Linked DNA regions of Homo sapiens: region 1 is linked to region 2. Evidence: chromatin contacts called from ENCODE Hi-C or POLR2A ChIA-PET data. All regions are on one chromosome and are shown on one strand. The core of a region is the stretch at or near the end of the contact, and the rest is flanking DNA. Distances in the headings are between cores, read along the strand shown.

The links. A loop is a pair of places that touch in the nucleus more often than their neighbours do. ChIA-PET counts read pairs that join two places held with the same protein, here RNA polymerase II (POLR2A). Pooled maps may share reads with other maps.
Region 1: a map with no recorded cell type shows a loop between it and region 2 (2.3-fold over the local background). The contact joins two enhancer-like sites. A Hi-C loop is called at or near these places in 2 of 168 maps with a recorded cell type or tissue (endothelial cell of umbilical vein and naive thymus-derived CD4-positive, alpha-beta T cell), 1 of 37 single-sample maps with no recorded cell type and 2 of 50 pooled maps. POLR2A ChIA-PET finds 5 or more read pairs at or near these places in 2 of 52 experiments (activated CD4-positive, alpha-beta T cell and activated T-cell).

Annotation. Positions count from the first base shown.
Region 1 is chr2:23,447,862-23,451,893 of GRCh38, forward strand. All of the region lies in intron 1 of KLHL29 (kelch like family member 29), which reads left to right. The region is part of intron 1 of LOC124907741 (a long non-coding RNA gene); the gene reads right to left. Among named protein-coding and RNA genes, the nearest start is that of LINC02923, 63 kb to the left of the region's middle. Within about 2 kb of position 2,129, at least 2 of the 41 ENCODE cell types and tissues checked have a DNase peak (open chromatin) inside an H3K27ac peak, as active enhancers do.
Region 2 is chr2:23,349,495-23,353,805 of GRCh38, forward strand. No RefSeq gene overlaps it. Among named protein-coding and RNA genes, the nearest start is that of KLHL29, 34 kb to the right of the region's middle. Within about 2 kb of position 2,442, at least 15 of the 41 ENCODE cell types and tissues checked have a DNase peak (open chromatin) inside an H3K27ac peak, as active enhancers do.

The sequences.
Region 1 (4,032 bases), core at 879-3,378, 98 kb after region 2:
CCCAGAACCTGCTGGGAGTATCATGATATATGACGTTTGTCATCTGAATTTCAAAACATATCTGGTCCCAAGGACTTGTGATAAGGGATTATGAGCCTGGAGGAAATCAGAGGCTGGAGATGCCTGTAATTTCATGTCATATGACTGTCAGGATAGCTCGTGCATAGAAATGACCCATGCCTAGGTAAGTAAAAGTATATGAGGCCCAAGACTTTGAAAATACTCAAAGTATTAGTATACTAATACTTTGTATACTAAGGACTTCCCCATTCCTGGAAGATCCACAGGACGTGTGAGAAGACTAGGAAAGAGGTTCCCAAATCAGAATATACTAGATGTCCCCAGTCCCCAGAGTTTGTCAATTGCAGGTGCTCTGACACCAGCAGGTTTCTGGATTTACAAATCTAAGAATAATAAGATTTGAAACACTTTCCTTATTCCAGGCACTGTTCTAAGTGCTCAGTATGGGTAATCTAATCAGATCCTTGTGACAACCCTTTGAGGCAGTTGATATCACCATCCCTTAAACCATGAGGAAACTGAGGTCCATGCAGGTTAAGTGAATCCATATCAGTTCAGATGCCCGAAAACACAAACCTCACCAGCTATTTAAGAAAAGATTAATAGAGGGGATTGGGAGTTTCCAGAATTAGAAGGGCCTAGAGGAGCAGGATGGAGGCTCAGCTTCCAGGAGTGATTCTCAACAGGACACTGCATGGCTGGACCCTCAAGATTGCTGCTTCCACAGTCAGGAAAGTTGAGAATCAGGACTCTATTGCAGGAACTGTCAACCCCAGGAACACCCACTCAACCACCTTCTGGGGACCAGGAGAGGTGACCATGACTGTTTGCTTCAGAGTTGGCATGCCTTTTGCTGCACCTGCAATCTGCTTTTCAGCACACCTGCAAAACTGGTGACTGGTCTCCTTGCCTGTGCTTGCCAGAGAACGGCAGAATCTACCACCGTATGGCCTCCACCTCATTTCCTTAGCTTCTCAAAGCATATGCAAACACGTCTGCTTGGTAGAATCTTAAACACATCTAGAACCTGGAGGTGCAAAGGAATAGGTCGTTGTCATTTTGCCAACTTTGGCATACAGCAAGGCACATGGGGAGGAAGGTCCAATGGATGTTGATTGAGCCAGTCTGCAGACCCACACATTAAATAACTTCCCAGAGCTTACACAGGAAGTGGTGGATCCAGGATTTGAAGCCAGGCTGTGTGTTCCCAGCATCTAAGCTCTGTGAAGTGTACTGCCTCACAGGAATCCCGTGAGCTCATGCTTGGGGCTGGCTGGACTCCATGACAAACATGTCTTCTCCATATTCTGTTTCTTCAGCAGGTTCACAGCTCTAGTCCATGTGTCTGTATGGTACAAGGAGGACTCTTGAGCTGGCTCTGAATCCTTTGAGGACTGATTTTGATGGTGTCTATCTAATGGCTATTGACTGGTTGTATCCATTACCCTTTGATCTAACAATGCTGCCTAACAAGTCACCCTAAAATTCACTGACTTAAAACAGTAGACATGTAATATTGTTCGCCTAGTCTATAGGTTGGCTGGTTCTTCTCAGCTGGGTTCACTCATGCATCAGTGGTCAGCTGCAGGTCACTTAGGTGGCTCTGCTTATCTTGGCTGGGACCTGTCACATGCTTGGGGTTAGCTGGCTGATCTCTCACTAAGTAGGCTGGTTTCTCATCCTCCAATAGTCCAGCCAGTGTGTTCTTATAGCAATTTCTGAGAAATGAAAGAGGAAGTTGAAATGTGCATGCATTTTCCTAAAGCCAGTCACACAGTCATGCTCAAGGTCATGGTGGAAAGGGTACCTCAAAGTTGCCCTCTCTGGATACAGAGAGGCCATTAGTTGGGGTCATCAACTAATTAGAGAACCTTAGGCACAATGTTTAACCTCTCCAATGGCCCATACAACTGAACTCCTTGGAAAGCATAGCTTGGATGAGAGGCGTGGAGAACCAAGCCCTCTGGAACCCTGCATGTTAAATCTAATATGGAATTCAGCACCCAGGGGCTATCTAGCGAGGCTCTGCCTAAATGAAATCATCTGTTCTTTTGGCTGGCTTTATTCTGTGCTCAAGCCAGGGCTCCCCAGCTGACTCAGGGACACAGCCATTAACTTGTGGGGCCTGTGCTTAACAGAGCTGCTTCTCAACAAAGACAGTCTTTTGACATCTCAAGCGGCAAGCTCGATCGCCAATTAAAAAGCTCATGTCCTCAATGTGACAAATACCGGGGAAAACAAGTCTGCAATTCAGAACACAAGTGGAGGAACATGAAGCAAGTTCATCATGACGGCAGCACCGGCCTTGTTGGAGCTTTCATCTCGCCTCTCGGTGAGACAGAGCACGACTCTCCCAAGATTTCCCAGGTCATGCCGCTTAGCTGGGCAAGACGTGCCGCCAGGCCGAGATGGTTCACCCTGCTTCATGGGATCATGTGAAGGGTCAGGGTTGTTTTTCTATAGCTTAGATTGCGGCCTGCACATCTTACATTTTCTTAATTCATATTTAATAACCTTATAGGGCTCTCCGGTGGCTGTGCTGTGAGACAGATCAGGAAGCCAAGGTCGTCCATGCAGCCAGGATCCTGGGGTTCCTTAGGGCCCTGATCCCTTCTCTGCAGAACATTAGGGGCTGCCCCCAAGACTTCAGCCCTAGAGATTCAATTGGCAGCTTCGATATTGAAAGACTAAAAAAAAATGGACATTCCTCCCGTTTTTCTTTTGGATCCGTTTCCCTTTGAAGTGAAGTTGCACTGTCTCCCCAGGTCCCCAGTGAAAGCAGAGTTGTGTATCCTCTGGTTTGTTTCTCAGGAGATGTGTTTTAACTAAGTTAATAATAATAATAACAACAGCTTTATTGATAAATAGTTCACATACCCTATAATTTACCCATTTAAGGTATACAATTCAGTGGTTTTTAATATAGTCACAGATATGTGCAACCATCCCTATGGCTTATATTAGAGCATTTTCATCATCTCAAAAAGAAACCCCATACACATTAGCAGTCAATCCCCATTTTTCCTTCCCCCAATCACTGGCAACCACTAATCTATTGTTTTTTTCTTTTTCACTCAAACAGATTTCTGACAGATCCACTTTCTATGTCTATAGCTTTCCCTGTTCTGGACAGTGGATATCAATGGAATTATACAATAATGCGGTCTTTTGTGACTTAATTCTTTCACTTAGCATAAACTAAGGAAATTTTTTTAAGTTTGTCTTTGAAGCCAGATGGCTGAGTTTGAATCCTGGCTCCACATCCTACTCCACTTACCTAAAAACTGGTTTGTTTTTAGGTAAGTGACTTAACCTCTCTGTGTCTGTCTCCTCATCTTAATACAGAGAGAATTCCAGTGATCACTCCCATAGAACTCCCTGGGTAAATCCATGTAAAGGCTGTATTTGAGCTGTGCCTGGAACACAGTAGGGACCCAGGGAATGTGAGTTCTCATCATCTTTCTTGTCCTGTGTTCCCTGAAGGCCTTTCTAGCTCTGTTTGGGGAGCCTTGCTTGTTTGTTTTCATTCCCACAGCAAACATCAGTGGCAGTGTGGACAGCTCTTCCCATATGAATTGCACCTGGGTCATGGGGACTGGGAAGCTGTGCATGCGCCTTGCAAGCTCTCACCCAAGTCTAGAGCCTCCTGCATCTCCCTCTTCCCAAGGCAGCCTCATGGCCCCACTTGAGGCTCTGAGGTTCTGCCTTTAAGGGAATAGAAAGTTTTTCTCCCCAGCTCCCAGTGAAAGCAGCTGTTTCCTTGTGAGTGTCCTCCAGGTGGGAGACGGAGGGATTTTGGACGGGCACATTAGTCCATTTTACTCCTCAGGGTTTAAGTTAACAGGAATAGTAGAAGGGATCAACGTTGACCCAGAAAACTGGCCCACAGGCCTGCTATTGGGTAATGTACTAGTCCATTCTTTAGTTGCTATAAAGAAGTACCTGAAGCTGGGTAGTTTATAAAGAAAGGAGTTCATTTGGCTCATGGTTCTGTAGGGTGTCTAGGAAGCA
Region 2 (4,311 bases), core at 1,192-3,691:
TTTTTTATGTATATTCATATTTTCTCAGTTTTAAAGAATAATGATAACGCACCAAAGAAAAAGCTTCGAAACCAGGCCCCTTGGCCCCCAGGCAGACTCTCTGCCCACCTCCCCCGCTTCCTTCTCCCCAGCTCCTCCCCTCCAGGCTAGGCACCCTGTTTGAGAATCTTCAGACTTCTGCAGGAGCATTTGCACCTGAAGTACCTGTCCCATTTTTTCCCCTCTGATCCCCATGTCCCCTTGGAGCTCAGATGAAGCCCCACCTGGCCTCTCCAGGTCCCGGGACTCCCCAGCATTGGGGTCTGGACAGCTGTGCAGGGCCCCGTCATCTTGCAGAGGTGATATCGCTCTCAGTTCATGCAGCACCGAAGAGGCAGTAAAGGAGATAAACAGAATTTCTGCTCAATGAGTTGATGATAATAATAAATAAGGCCTTTTCTCCAAAGACTTGAAATCTGCTGGCTCATTTCAATGCACAAAATTATTCGTTTAAAAAATTCTCCCCACAGACTTGAAATAGGTGGGGGATTAGTAATCATTAACCCCATTTTGCAGATGGAGAAACCAGGACCCAGCGGGAGCTGGAGCCCACAATGACTGGCAAAGCAGGTGTCCTGACTCCCTGGCCAGTGCCCTATTTGGAGAGGGTACAGTCACAGCCCCAAGCTGCCACTGTAGGCACAGGACCAGAAAGCCATTCCTAGATCCTCAGGAGTCGATACTGAATCCACCACCCAGCTCGCGAACTGCTTCCTTCCTCTGACTCAGAGTTCCCTAAGGCCCAGACTAGCATCTTCTCTTCCCTTTCTCTATCCTTCCAAGACTGAGCAAAGCAAACACAAGGCCCAGAATCCCCTTCTGCCTCCCGCCTCCCCACTGAATGTGCTCAGAACAGGGTTCCCTGAAGGCCCCCGGCACTTGGGGATGGATGATGCTTGGATCAGCTGAACCCCGGCAGGACAACGTCTCTGGTCCAGGCACTTTTATTTTCCAGAAGAATCCTGCCCACCCAGGGAGACTGAGAGGCAGCCATGTGGCTCAGAGCAGGGAGAGGACATCCTTCTCCTGCTCTGCCTTTGACTGTCAGAGCTTCCAGCCTCCGGGTAACCATGGTAATCGGCAGCATTAACCGCAGCAGTGACAGGAGCCTCAGCAGGCCCACTCTGACCTGCTCCACTGCAGATGGTGCACCGCCGGCTTCCCGCAGCTTCGGTGGGGAGCTGTGACCGGCTGCCAAGCCCCTGCTGCACTCACCTGCACACCTGCTGCCTGGGCCCAGAGGTTGCAAAGGGTGGTCTGTTGCCCAGACCCAAGAGTCAATGCTAGAGAGATAAAGGGGCCTTGAACCTCCTGCAACCCTTCACAGGGCCTGGTCAAAAGAGGTCCAGGATGCAGTCCAAAAGCATAGTTGCCACGTCAGCGGAAGCTGTGGGCCTGGGCTTTTTCTCTGGACCCGCCACTTTTCCAGTCTTAGTCCCGACACCAAAGGTGGCAGCCATCCTCCAGTCACCTCAGGAGGCCAGCCCGACCTGAGCCAGTGAGGGCCTCTCATGTCAGAAATTGGGGCCATCCACAGTCATCTTCTGCTCTCTTTACAGGGCCATGCTGAGGAAGCCACAGCAGAGCCATTCTTGACCAGTTGGATGCTGCCACCCACCCACCCCACGGGGCCCATCAGCTCCACTGGCCCATGTGTTTCCAGGTCTCTGACAACAGCTGCATGTCCTGCCAGCCTGATCGTTCTTATTCCTGAGTTCCCTTCCCTCCTTTTAAGCACTGAACGAATCCCAGAGCTGAGCCCCTGCCCAGAACCCAGGGGTCTGTCCTTTGCAGCTCTGAGGGCCAGAGGGGACTGCACACAGGGAAACAAATCCAAGACCTTCTACATTTCTCAGGTCCTTGAGTGCTTCTCTCTGCTCCCAGCCTCCCTGCCCTCCAGAGGCCAGCCCCGGGTTAAACAGGGGTTGCACAGGCCAGAGACCGCATCCCGGATTCCAGACCCACGCGGCTGGAACAGGCTCCGCAAATTCTGCCAAACTATGCGAAGCATTCTTAGGTCCAGCTTCTTCTGAGAAATCTCAAAATGGAGAGGACAAAGGCAAAGACAGTGAGTTTCCCAGGAAGCCCCAAAGCCCTGGCTTCCGCCCAAACTCGTTTGCGGCCCTGGGAGTCCGTGGTGGGGACGGAGAACGACGTGGCACTCCCTCTAGCGGCAAACGTCTCGCACAGAGCCCGGCATCTCTGCGGCCGGAGGCTCGCCTGCCGCATGCTCTCCTGCCAGGGCCACGCAGCCTGCCCTCCTCTCCCGGGGAGGGGAGATCTGCTCAGCAACTCCCCTGTGGCCATGGAAGAGGGGCTGTCGGGTGTCGGGGGAGGAGACCCCCCTCCGGCCTCAAAGCAATTCCCAGCCAGGCCTTCACAGCTGCATCCTGGCGCCTGGGAGGGAGGTCACCACGCTGCCTTCTGCCTTGATTAGGCCGGTAACAGTCAGGAAAGCCCTGGGGCTCACCCGAACCGAGCTGTCTACAGACAAATCACAGGCTCGGAGCTGCTTCACCAAGCCGAGCACAGTCTCCTGTTTCCAGCACTGACTTCCCAGGAAGCCTGGCCGGTTGCCCTGCGCGGTCCCCTCTGGACCTTCTTCAGCCTCTGACACCCCTGCTAGGATTCCATGGTTGGCTCCTGTGCCCTCCACCCCATTCTTTGGGGACACATGTTCTTACGCATCTCTGTACCCCAGCAACCCGCACAGTAATTGTCTATTGAATTCATATAAGAATGAAGAAATAAAACAGTATTTGCTGTTACAAAAGATGTTTCTCCACACAGAGAGTTCTTCACCAGAATCCCCGGGAGGCTCTGCCTGCACCCAGGGAGCTCCATGAGGTCTTCACCGTGCTCCTCCCTTTGTTCCACCCTGTCCTGCCCCAACTAAACTTAGTTGCTTGAGGATAAAGGCTAAGTCTAATCCGTCTCTGGTCCAGAGTCCTGAAGAATGCTGAGAAACATTTAAGGGAGGGAGGAAGAGAGGGAAGGGGAAAGAGAGGGAGGATGGACCCTAATCAAAGTGGGCATTTGACACAAAGCCAATCTCCTTGGTCTGTTTAGCCAGTCTATCTGTCTTCAGAGAGCAAGGGTGCTCTTAACTCCATTAATTAATTAATTTTAATTGTAACAGTTTCACTGAAATATAATTCACATATCATTAGAATTTACCCATTTAAAATACAAGTCGACTGGGCATGGTGGCTCACGCTTGTAATCCCAGCACTTTGGGAGGCCGAGGCGGGCAGATCACCCGAGGTCGGGAGTTCGAGAGCAGCCTGACCAGCATGGAGAAACCCCGTCTCTACTAAAAATACAAAATTAGCCTGGCGTGGTGGCACATGCCTGTAATCTCAGCTACTTGGGAGGCTGAGGCAGGAGAATCGCTTGAACCATGGAGTCGGAGGTTTTGGTGAACCGAGATTGCACCATTGCGCTCCAGACTGGGCAACAAAAGCAAAACTCTGTCTCAGAAAATAAAATAGAATAAAATACAAGTCGGTGGTTTTGAGTGTATTCAAAAAGTTGCACATCCATCAACACCATTTCAGAACATTTTCATTACCTCCAAACATCCACTAGCAGTCGCTTCCCATTCCCTCCAAACCCCTCAGCCCTAGGCAACCACTTATCTACTCTCTGTCTCTGGATTGGCCTATTCTGGACATTTCATAAAGTGGAATCTTACAATCTATGTTGTTTTGTGACTGGCTTCTTTCACTTAGCAGAATGTTTTCAAGGTTCTTCCATGGTGTCCATGTATCAGTACTCTATTTATTTTTATTGCCAAATATTATGTGATAAATACATGGGTTTTTTTGTTTTTTGTTTTGTTTTGAGATGGAGTCTCACTCTGTCTCCAGGGTAGAGTGCAGTGGTGCAATCTCGGCTCACTGCAACCTGTACATGTTATTTTTCCCCTCATTAGTTGATAGACATTTGGGTTGTTTCCACTTTTTGGAATTATGAATAATTTTATTTTTATGATATTAAAAAAATTGTTTGAAGCTTTCCCTGCTTCCAAAGAGGATCTGGGGTAGTCTATCATAAAAATGGTAAAGACATAATAAAATCTTACACTATTCATATGGACATTAATATTTAATATTGAGCTTCCTTGGCTCACTGCAACCTCTGCCTCCCGGGTTCAAGCGATTCTCCTGCCTTAGCCTCCCAACCAAGTAGCTGGGACTATAGGCACACGCCACCACACTCAGCTAATTTTTGTATTTTTAGTAGAGATGGAGTTTCACCATGTTGGCCAGG